Regions from separate parts of the Homo sapiens genome. Here region 2 is linked to region 1. The links are chromatin loops, found by intact Hi-C in ENCODE. Cell type or tissue: Calu3. All regions are shown on one strand. Each heading gives the region's core, and the rest is flanking DNA. Links, peaks and the distances in the headings are about the cores only. Region 1 overlaps ITPRID1 (ITPR interacting domain containing 1). Region 2 has its middle 15 kb from the start of ITPRID1.

Region 1 (5,390 bases), core at 290-5,289:
ACTATCACAAGAACAGCATGGAGGTAACTGCCTCCATGATCCAATAACCTCCTACCGGGTCCTTCCCTCGATATGGGGACTATAGGAACTACAATTGAAGATGAGATTGAGGTGAGGACACAGCCAAACCATAGCAGCTCCTTCTTTTTTTTAGTGCTTTAATGTGGGAATGAAAGGAATAGAGGAATCAGAGAAGACTCATAAGTCCTTGGCATAAGCAACTGCCTGAATAGTGGCCCTGTTTACTGAGATGAAGCACACTAGAATAAAAGCAGGTATATGGGAGGGTAAAGAAGTCCAGGCAAGAATAAAGAATTCAGTGTGGCACAAAATGTGTATAGACATTCAAGTGGAAATGTTAAGTAAGTGGGAATACCCTGGTGTGAAGTAAACTCACAGGCTGGACCAGATTTGGAAATGAGAATTTGGGAATCATCATTGGTTTCATAAAAAACTAAGGTAGGAGTTGGAGAGGGATTCAAGGTGGTCACATGAAAGACAAATTTAAGATGGGTCACATTAGAGTGTATTGTAAACTAAAGGGAATAATCCAGTAAGGAGGACAAAAATGGTGCCCAAGCAAAATCTATGAGTAGAATAGAGGTGATGGGGGATGTTTGAAATTAGGATTTTGGAGAGTGTTCTCTTACAGTGAAGTACAACCATAGGAATCAAGCAGAGGGAAAGATTATGGAAAGTGAACAGGTCATTGAACTGAGTGGCCTGGTGTTGGCAAGCCATCTACATTGATAATGAAATCTTCCAGAAAGATGACAGAAATACCATACTAAAATTTTCAGTAAATGAAGGTGAATGCCCTGGATGTTGATGACTACATAGTCTGATGGCATATGCTTCAAAGGACAGAGGAAACAAGGTCTGGAAGCAGCAACAAAGATCATAGAGGAAATTTACACTATCTTGAAGACTATAGTACAGATTTTTAAGGAAGAAATGAAAGAGCCATAGCTTGAGGAACCATATCCCAGTTTCAGTTAGAGAAAGAAGATGAAGGGACATTCAGTGAAGAGGTTAGAATGAAGGGGTATTGGTAGGTGATAGGGCATGAGTTCTAGAGGGCACAAGTGTTGGGAGAGTCTCCAGGAAGGGTGGAAGATTGGGCCAGATGAAGTGATGTTCACTGCCACAAGAGCATGGCCCAACAGCATGATGTGATTGCTCCTGTGGTCATCCAGGGGAAGAAGGATGAGTTAGTTCTCTGAGAGTGCCAGCCTCTCAGGACTGGTCTCTTAGTTTGTGTAGGTAATATGAGTGGTACTGAGGTTTGTGGTAATCATTTTTTTGAGAATAGGAGGGGTTCTGGAGGCTTCCTTTATAAACTTCCATGAATGGCATCATGGTTGGGAAAGGGGCAGGTCTTAATGGAACACATGGATCTATGTAGACTTCTCTTCAATGCTGCTCTTGGGGAAGTCACCATATGAAGTAGGGAGGGGAACAAGGCAAGCCTGGACACTATTTGAGATCTTAGGAAGGCCCGAACTGAGGCTATGACAATGAGGATCCATGGATGAGATGTAGACAGGGTGTTAGAGATCCATTTGGATGCAGAATGCCTCGGGCTGTTCTCCCATTATGCAGTTCTCTTCTTGGCCACCGAGTTTAATCAGAAATGGTGGCCAAGGCTGGAGCTACAGGCTCTAATTATAACCTTAAAATTTAGTCTATAATTGAAGGAATCTCAAGACTCTGATAAGCACCTCTAACTCATCTCAGGGAAATCCATATTCTCATGGTCACAGAAATACTCTATTCTCACTCTCCCAAAAACATCTACTTCTCAATCATCCAAACTAAGTAATTTCAAGACAACACAGGCTACCCACAAACTAACAGGGTCAAGTTTATTTTCTGTGAGACAAATGATTGCATTGATTGGTGATTCTTCTTTACTTGACAGTTCCTGACAGGATAAGGACAAGAAGCAACACACAGAAGAGAAGGAAAAAGAAAGAAAACTGACCAATATGAGTGGTGATTGTTTTGGATATATTTTTCATTAAATTTTCCCAAAAACTCCATAAAGTGTTTATTTCATACTCATTATAGATATGAGGAAATAGATTATCAGAAAAGTTTGAAAATTTCCCCAAGATGTCAGAAAGCAGCAGAGCTGATATTAAAATCCAGAGTTATCTGACCTGAAAGCACTTGCTCTTTTAACCAGACAAGAACTAAGAAAGCTGACAAAGCCAACTGAATGCTCCTTTCCCAAGTAACCAAGCAATTACTAATAAAGATTAGTTACCTTGGGTCAAAGGTGCTGGGATCTATGGGGAACAGAGATTAAATAAAACACAGTCTGTATTCTCCTAGTATGAACAACCTGTTTGGCAAGAAAACCTGTTTGCATAAAGATACAAAAAGTGAAATAACTCAGAGGACAAGAATGTAATCATTGTCACTGCTTTAAGTGTCAAAGCACCAAGTTTTATGATTTCACTGTGGCTCTAAAGCTTCACAGTGAAAAGGAGCATGTATGGATGAATTTGCTCAAGTTAAGAAAATGTGAAGTAGAATTAATGTAACAGAGCCATTTTTTCTGATTTTGATTATTTTTAACATTTTTAAACCTTGATAACATTTTGGTACCTTTTTTTTTCCTTTTTCAAGGCATTTGTTTATTTAGTTTTTACAAAATTGAGTTCTTAGTGCATATACAGTTTTGCATCCTCTTTTTTTTTTTTTTTGGTTAAACGTGATACTATATGCAATTTCCCACATGAGTAGAAGTTTTGTATACACATGAGGATAAATGACAGCATAGTAATCAGAGTAGAAGGGATTTGAAGAGACAGAAGTTACTGGATTCCCCAGGCATGGAATGACATGATCCAGAATGAGGATTCCTCTTGGGGACAAGTCAAAGAATTAGCAAGAACTAGGTTCGAAATGGTCCTTGGGGCGGACAGACTAACTAGAGAAGTCTGCAGGCAGTCACATGCCATAACTTGTGCCCTGTCTATCCACTGAGCAATTCCAGGATACCACCTGATCTGTGTCCCTTTCCGAAGGGCTGCTCTGGGGGTCAAGTAAGTGAATGCCAAAGGAAGGCCATTCAAGCTTTAGAAAATCCATTTCCAGAAGCAGATTTGTTTACCAACTGGGAAGGCATCCACTAAAACAGGGGGAACAAAAGAGGTTTTCTTTATGAACTGGTCCCTGACCCTTGCTTTTAGCAAGGGTTCCCATTTTCTTTGGCAAGCCTTTTTCCTGCTCTGTGGCCAAGTACAACAGAGCTGGCAGACAGAATATCCTCACTGGTTGTGTAAGGCTGGAGGCTGAGGTCAAGTATGCCATTCATTATAAGATGGAAGTTTGGGGACGTACAAATAAAGCAGCACTTTTACCTAAAATTTTAACAATTTTCTCCAGGGTTACATTTGAAAAAGCAGTCACTAACTTAAAATTTGGCATTATGATACAGAAGCAGCAATTTGAATACTATCAGCTACCTGATAGCTTCTTGTTTCCTCCACAGTGCAAACTCTCCCATTCTAAATGAAACTCACTTTCAGCCAAAATCAGTGAAGGAGTGAGATTATTTTGGGGATCTTATTTTTCTGTGATATGTTATTCTTTTCTTCAAACCTTTTGATCCTTTATTGAATCTGGTATTTCATGAATGTTGTTGAGCATGGTTTTGGAGTTTTTCCTCCTTGTGAAATTTTGCACTGTCAGTGTCGATGCTGTTATTAGCATTCATGCTCACAAGATAAAGGCACTGCTGAAGAGTTATGTGTTTCCTTGAAAGACCCAAAACCTATGTGAAGCTAAATAACTAAAATTTCAGTGAGTTTTTAAAGGTTATTTTGTTTAATGTTATGAATTCTAGTATACCAAACAATTCTCCAAAGGTTAGGAACATAATTCAGTCTGCATTATTCTGTCTTGTGTTATTACTGAAATTTTTATAATTTGCTACCAGCAGATATTCCTAAAGTTAACTGGCTAAAATATTGACTGTTAATATAGATATAACTATTTTTTCCCTTAATTTTTAACTAATTGAAATGTCTTCATTTTTGTTTTTTAACATAAAATTGACAGCCATCATAATTATTGATTTTTGTAGTAATTTAAAATTGCAACAATAAATGTATATATTTATACCTGACAGAATTTGAATATATAAAGCACGTAAGAAAATTGTGCTGCCAGTTGCATCTAGAACGCTCACCTATTCTTGAAAGAAAATATTTACATTTGTAATAAATCTGAATGGTTTGCCTTTTGCAAACAGATTAGAAATGATTTACATGTCATGTGATCAGTGATTATGCATTAAGTTTAGGGATCCTAGAAATGCTACTGAAGTAAGTGTTTGGCTACTTGGCCATTTCTGTAAACTTGAAGGATAAACGAATGCAAATTAAAGCATATGTCATGGAAGTAATTGCATCAGAAAGTGTGGCTTGAAACCTCACTTTGCTATTTTAGTTTGGTATTTGTTGATTCACCACCTACTATGTGCCAAAAATCCAGTTAAATTCTAGAGATACATAAATGAGTAAGAGAATGGCCCTTGTTCTCATGGTGCTTATAGTCTGCGGAGACCGAACAATTTCTTTTGCTGCGCTAAGCTGCTGTGTCCTGCTCTTACTCTGCTAGTTTTACAGGTTGTTCATGAAGGTCAAGTTAAATAATGGGGGCAGCTGATACTTTTTGTGCAAGGTGTGTAATATATTCATAAATATTTTAATTGTCCCAGCCATCCTATAGGATATATAGCATAGTCATGGGAACATGCTTGAGGTCCAGTGCCTGGTTTTGAGTCCTGGCTGGCTGTTTGGCTTTGGACATGCAACTTAATCTCTCTGGTCTTCAATTTACCATAAAATTGTGACAATTATATTACTTCCTTCATTGACAATTAAGTTAAATAATGAATGTATAGAATTCAGCATAGAATCTAGCACATAATAAGTATTCCACTGAGGTTAACAGTTATTAAAATTCGGTAGAGTGTATCGCCAGTTTAGAAATAAGGGAATGCAGAAAGGTTCTACAGTTTATGTGAGGGCACACAACAAGTTGCAGAAATGAGACTGAGCCAAGCCAATCTGTTGCCAAAGCCCTCATTTTTCTCCAACATTTGGGCCTCAAAAATAATTTTATAGATATAACTGTTAGGTAAATTTGAAGGCTATTTACTGGGTGTGTCCTCAAGTCTAATTTCTTTGCTCTCCGTCCACATCCCAGACCACCAAAGTGAAAGTGCAGAGTGCGCATGTGGTCTGATGACTGGCATGGCCACTTGAGTCCCAGGCTGCTTTGCCTTGGAGAGGGAAGGAAGCATTTCACCAAACTGAGACAGGGAGCTTGGCTCAGGTGGGTGAGCCAGGTTCATGTATGACTGTGAAGCTGGA
Region 2 (5,390 bases), core at 203-5,202, 51 kb before region 1:
CTAGGGAAGCGGACCTCACCGCTGATGTGAGCATAAACACTCTCTGCTGCATCCTATGATGATAACGGGAAGTCCTTGCTGTGCAGGAGGGCAAGCGGACTTTGCAGTTAATCAAACAGCCATGTGGACATTGTAGTTAATCAAGTCAGAAATTGTGGCATCAGCTCTATTTGACACAAAAGAAGGGCAGAGGTCCCTAGTGGTACCACACAAAAGGAAAGGTGGTAAAGATAATGTCTTGGCTATGAATTACTGTTAAAAAAAGATAGGAAGGAATATGCTGGCTGTGATTTTTAACATGGGTCAAGGGTATTTGACATGCACATGCCAGTTATTTTTGCGAGGCAAAATCTGCAGTGTTGGAGGTATGGATTCCCTTGAAGGCAGGGAGATGATACCACCACCATAGCCTCTACATTTGAATCAGCTGTCTTGGAAAGTGGAGTGATCCCCATTTCCATTCACATGTCCTGCAGAGCCTGGGAGACCCCTTGGGGTAATATGTGAAGTGGATTCAATCATTGGATGGTAGGGAGTGAATTATAGCAACCTTAAGATTGGATATTCTAATACTATTCAAACTGTGCATGGACTTCTCAGTGAACACTTCCATATAATGAGAGCAAGAATTGTATCCCCAGTGCCTGGCACACAGTTATTGCTCAATAAATATTTGATTGATCAGTGAGTACATAATAACACATACATACATACTTTTAAAATCTAGTACTTACAAGGTACTAGGTAGTACGCTAAAGAGTTTTATACATCAATCAGTCTCCATAAACAAAGTATGCAAAGGCTAGGGGAATTGTCCAGTGTCACAGAGCAGTCGTCATAGGATCAAGGCTTTATTCTAAACCATCATGCTGATGAGCACAAGCCAACGAGGTTTTCTTGAAAGTAAATCACTTTATATCCTGTCTATATTCATAAATTCTGCTAGAACATGTAAGGAGGAAAAAGTAATATCTTTTCTTCACCCATTACAAGGTCCACAGCTGACACCGCTAAAACAACAGCTAGATTAACAAGAGAAAAGCATAATAAATTTATGTACAAAGTTTTAGGTGGCACAGGGGCCAACAGAAATGAAGACTCCAACACCCAGGGAAAACTATATTTTTATGCTAAGTCTGATGAAAGAAGCAGATAGTTGTAGAGAAATGTGATTGTACAAAAAGGATATGATCTAATGGTAAACTGGGGGGAATTTTGCAAGGCTTGTTTCTTCAGACTGTTTCCTGCATGTCCGTATGATATTCCTTTCCCCACCACTGCTCCCCAGGAATGGAGTAGGACGCCTGTCACATGAGAACCTTCAAGGGAAACAAGAGGAGGTCAGAGAGTTACCTTCCCAGGTTTTATGGCTTGCTTTAGCGGGGAGGAGTTCTAGTTTCTATGACTCAACTTCAGGGAGAGATGAGGAAAAGAGAAAGAGGTGTATGTCTGAGGAGAAGATCAGAGAATTTCTTGCTTCTGAGATGTTTCCAATCTCCTTCAGCTAAAAATATTCCACATACGAAAGCACCATCCTTTTTGGGGTACCGTGTTCTGAGCCCTGACAAACTTGAATTCTTTTCTAGTTTGCAACAACAACAAAAAAAGTCCCAGCTGGGTGCGGTGGCTCACGCCTGTAATCCCAGCACTTTGGGAGGCCAAGACTAGTGGATCACCTGAGGTCAGGAGTTGGGGACCAGCCTGGCCAACATGGTGAAACTCTGTCTCTACTAAAAATACAAAAATTAGCCAGGCATGGTGGCGGGCGCCTGTAATCTCAGCTACTCTGGAGGCTGAGACAGGAGAATTGTGAGAACCCGGGAGGCTGAGGTTGTAGTGAGCTGAGATTGCACCATTGTACTCCAGCTGGGGCAGCAACAGCCAGATTCTGTCTCAAAAAAAAAAAAAAAAAAGTCCCAGAACATCAAAGTTGAGCCCCCGAATGGTTGCTGGAGGTTGTTTGGCTTAGACCCCTATCTTCACATGGGATACCAAGACTTCAGGAGTTTAATGATGGGCCTCAGATCCCCATCTAGGATGAACCAATTTTCCCTCTTGCCTGGGACTGAGGGGTTGCTGAAATGCAGGACTTTCAATGCTGAAATCAGGAATGACTTGGGCGGACAAGGAAGAACTGGTCACCCTATCCCCACCCAGTGAGTTGTAGAGTAAGAATTTAAAATCTGCCCCCGAGTGCTGGCCCCACACAGAGGATCTCTCAGCCACTTCCCTCTGTAGGGGCCTTGTGGGTTTGTAGATGTTGATCTGAGAAGCTGACACCCATAAGTGCTGTTATTGTTCACCAGGGCCTCTACCTTTTAGCATCGTTTTCAATGCTGTAGCACAAATGTTCAGTATATGAAGTGTCTAGGCACCTTGGCAAATACATAGAGGTCTGAGGGAGCATGGGAGATTTTCTTCAAAGACTAGCTGCTTGTTGGACATCTGTGTGTTGAGCAGGGTCAACCAAATTTATTATATCTGAAAATTTTTAATCAGAAATGTTTGCTTCAGGGAAAAGGAATAAAGCATTCTACTAGGTACTTGAGTGAAATTTTTATCATTTAATGCTCACAATAACCAATGAAACACATATTATTATTTAAATTCTTGTAGAAAAGGAAACTGAAGCTTAGCATGATTTAACAACATGCCAGAGGTCACATAGCTAGCAAGTAGCTTAATCTGGTTTTAAATGCAGCTCTTTCTCATTCTAAAGTCCAAAAATATAGAAGGTTTGGGGGAAACTGGGGAAGATATTTAGTCCACTGCTTTGAAAAATGATTGTCCTGGGCAAAAGCCCCAATCCCTGTGAGGTATTCATGGTTCAATAAATTAGGAAGCATTGTTCATTCCACCCTGGTTGGGAGCATCTCAAGGCATATTAGCATAGTCCTGCTACCAGGACTGTTCCTGCTTAATCACCATTTCCTAAATGTATTTTGCCATCATGCCTCTTTCTACCACCATTCGTTGTTGTTTAAGAGACTGTTCTTTGCTTCCATGTAAGATATATTAACATCCCGTGCACTTTGGATTACGATCCACTGGATACTTTATTCTGCTCTGATAAGACAGTCAAGGTCATGACAGGGATAGGCAATCCTTAATAACTCTTTGTGTGTATGTATGTGTGTATGAGACACAGAGACAGAGAGAAAGAAAGAGAATGAGGGAGAGAGAGACAGAAAGAACACACAGAGAGCACACGAGCCTGAGAACCTAAGCACCATCCCCATGTCTAATTGAGAAGAGGAACATGGAAATGTACACAGATAAACAAATGTGTCACTTCACTTGCTTTTCCTACAACTGAGCTCAAGGATCTGCCTCAACTTTTCTTCTTACCCTTTCTCATATGAATGTTGCAAGTGTGAATGGAAATAATTATGAATGGGAAATAATTTTGTCAGAGATTAGCATGTTTTGCTGGGGGTGGTGGGAGTTGGGGAGGGAGGGGGAATGAGGAGGAAAGGAAAGGTAGAGACACGAATTCATTTCCTGGTGTGAACAGAGGATGCAACTGTGAGATGTGACAGAATGCACCAGGATCCCTGAGGAAAGCTGTCAGGACAATCAGGACCCAACTTCCCTGAGACATTGCAGATGCAGCCCTGACCTATAGCAAGGAGTAGAGAGAGGGGCTGAGAGTGAAATTTTAGAGTCTTCTCTAAAATTTTAGATCCATATCTCAGGTATATGCACTGGACTGGACAATACTTAAGGTTACTTACCGATCAATGCATGATGATTTGATGATTTTGACCATCTTTACGAAAGGGTTACTAACAACCATCATTATAAAATTCTTCTTCAGAATGCTGCTTGGTAAGTAGCTCCCAATGCAGATTCTCCCAGCTTCTCACTAAAATACTCATAAGGAAGCAGAATAAGAGAAAATTCCCAGAATTAGAAACTGGAATTTATAGACACGTTACTGTTAGGATTTCTAATGCGTCCATACTCAATATAATACTTAAAAAAAGATCAGTTTGTGCCATGCCCTGGTTCAATATTTAACGAAATAGTAGGTGTTTCTTTCATTCCTTATCATCTCCTGCAGACTTAAGAACTAGGACCAGTACCTAAAAGATTAGTACTGTCTTTATCCTTCAGTCTTCCTTCCACATTCCACTTTTCAATTCTAAGGCAGGGACGATAAATCTCAGAGCTCAATTAGGACATATAAAGGGCAGAACTTTAGCAGAGTACACTCTGAAAAGTTCCATCCCATAAAAAAATTGGTGAAGTTTGAGGCTGAGGAAGGAAAAATTCACACAGTACTGAAAGCTTGTGAAGACTGAACTCTGACCTTTTTTCCTGGCTCAAAATCCTTTTCAATGGGTCTGGGAAAACTTAACACCTTATAAGCCATAAAATCTCCTTAAACAGATTTTTTTGGTCCAGTGTAGTGTGGCTTACTTCCAATCTGACCCTAGTTTGGCATCACATGCCAGGTAACAAACCGCCTTATCTTAACTTGGGCATTCCTTTCTGCTGACTTAAAGTTTTTTGATAAAGCTTAACCCTTTCAACCAATTGCCAACTAAAGAATCCCTAAAAGCCATCTTTGCCTTGTAAGTTCCTGTTTTGAGATGTCCCACTTTTTAGGGCCAAACCAATATATAACTCTCATGTATTGATTTATTATTTTACCTGCAATTCCTGTCTCCCAGAAATGTACAAAACCACATTATAACCTGACTTCCTCCATCACACTTTGTGTTTCCCCAAGCCATGGTCACTCATATTGGCTCAAAATAAACCACTTTTTAAAAATTTATTATTATTTTTTATTTATTATTATTATACTTTAAGTTTTAGGGTACATGTGCACAATGTGCAGGTTAGTTACATATGTATACATGTGCCATGCTGGTGCGCTGCACCCACTAACTCGTCATCTAGCATTAGGTATATCTCCTGATGCTATCCCTCCCCCCTCCCCCCACCCCACAACAGTCCCCAGAGTGTGATATTTCCCTTCCTGTGTCCATGTGTTCTCATTGTTCAATTCCCACCTATGAGTGAGAATATGCGGTGTTTGGTTTTTTGTTCTTGTGATAGTTTACTGAGAAGGATGATTTCCAATTTCATCCATGTCCCTACAAAGGACATGAACTCATCATTTTTTATGGCTGCATAGTATTCCATGGTGTATATGTGCCACATTTTCTTAATCCAGTCTATCATTGTTGGACATTTGGGTTGGTTCCAAGTCTTTACTATTGTGAATAATGCCGCAATAAACATACATGTGCATGTGTCTTTATAGCAGCATGATTTATAGTCCTTTGGGTATATACCCAGTAATGGGATGGCTGGGTCAAATGGTATTTGTAGTTCTAGATCCCTGAGGAATCGCCACACTGACTTCCACAATGGTTGAA

The links. A loop is a pair of places that touch in the nucleus more often than their neighbours do. Peaks named below come from ENCODE experiments on the same cell type or tissue, not always from the same donor. Only the 100,000 strongest peaks of a DNase experiment are listed, where the experiment ranks them.
Region 2: it touches region 1 in a loop (5-fold over the local background); 2 of 110 quality-filtered maps call a loop at or near these places.

Annotation. Positions count from the first base shown.
Region 1 is chr7:31,547,505-31,552,894 of GRCh38, forward strand. It overlaps ITPRID1 (ITPR interacting domain containing 1), which reads left to right. Exons shown (of 15, transcript NM_001257967.3): 2 at 1,922-1,995. Among named protein-coding and RNA genes, the nearest start is that of ITPRID1, 36 kb to the left of the region's middle. In Calu3, for the core only: no CTCF peak of the experiment used is centred there; DNase peaks (open chromatin) are centred at 2,297 and 3,077.
Region 2 is chr7:31,496,411-31,501,800 of GRCh38, forward strand. No RefSeq gene overlaps it. Among named protein-coding and RNA genes, the nearest start is that of ITPRID1, 15 kb to the right of the region's middle. In Calu3, for the core only: no CTCF peak of the experiment used is centred there; DNase peaks (open chromatin) are centred at 1,313, 2,191 and 4,438.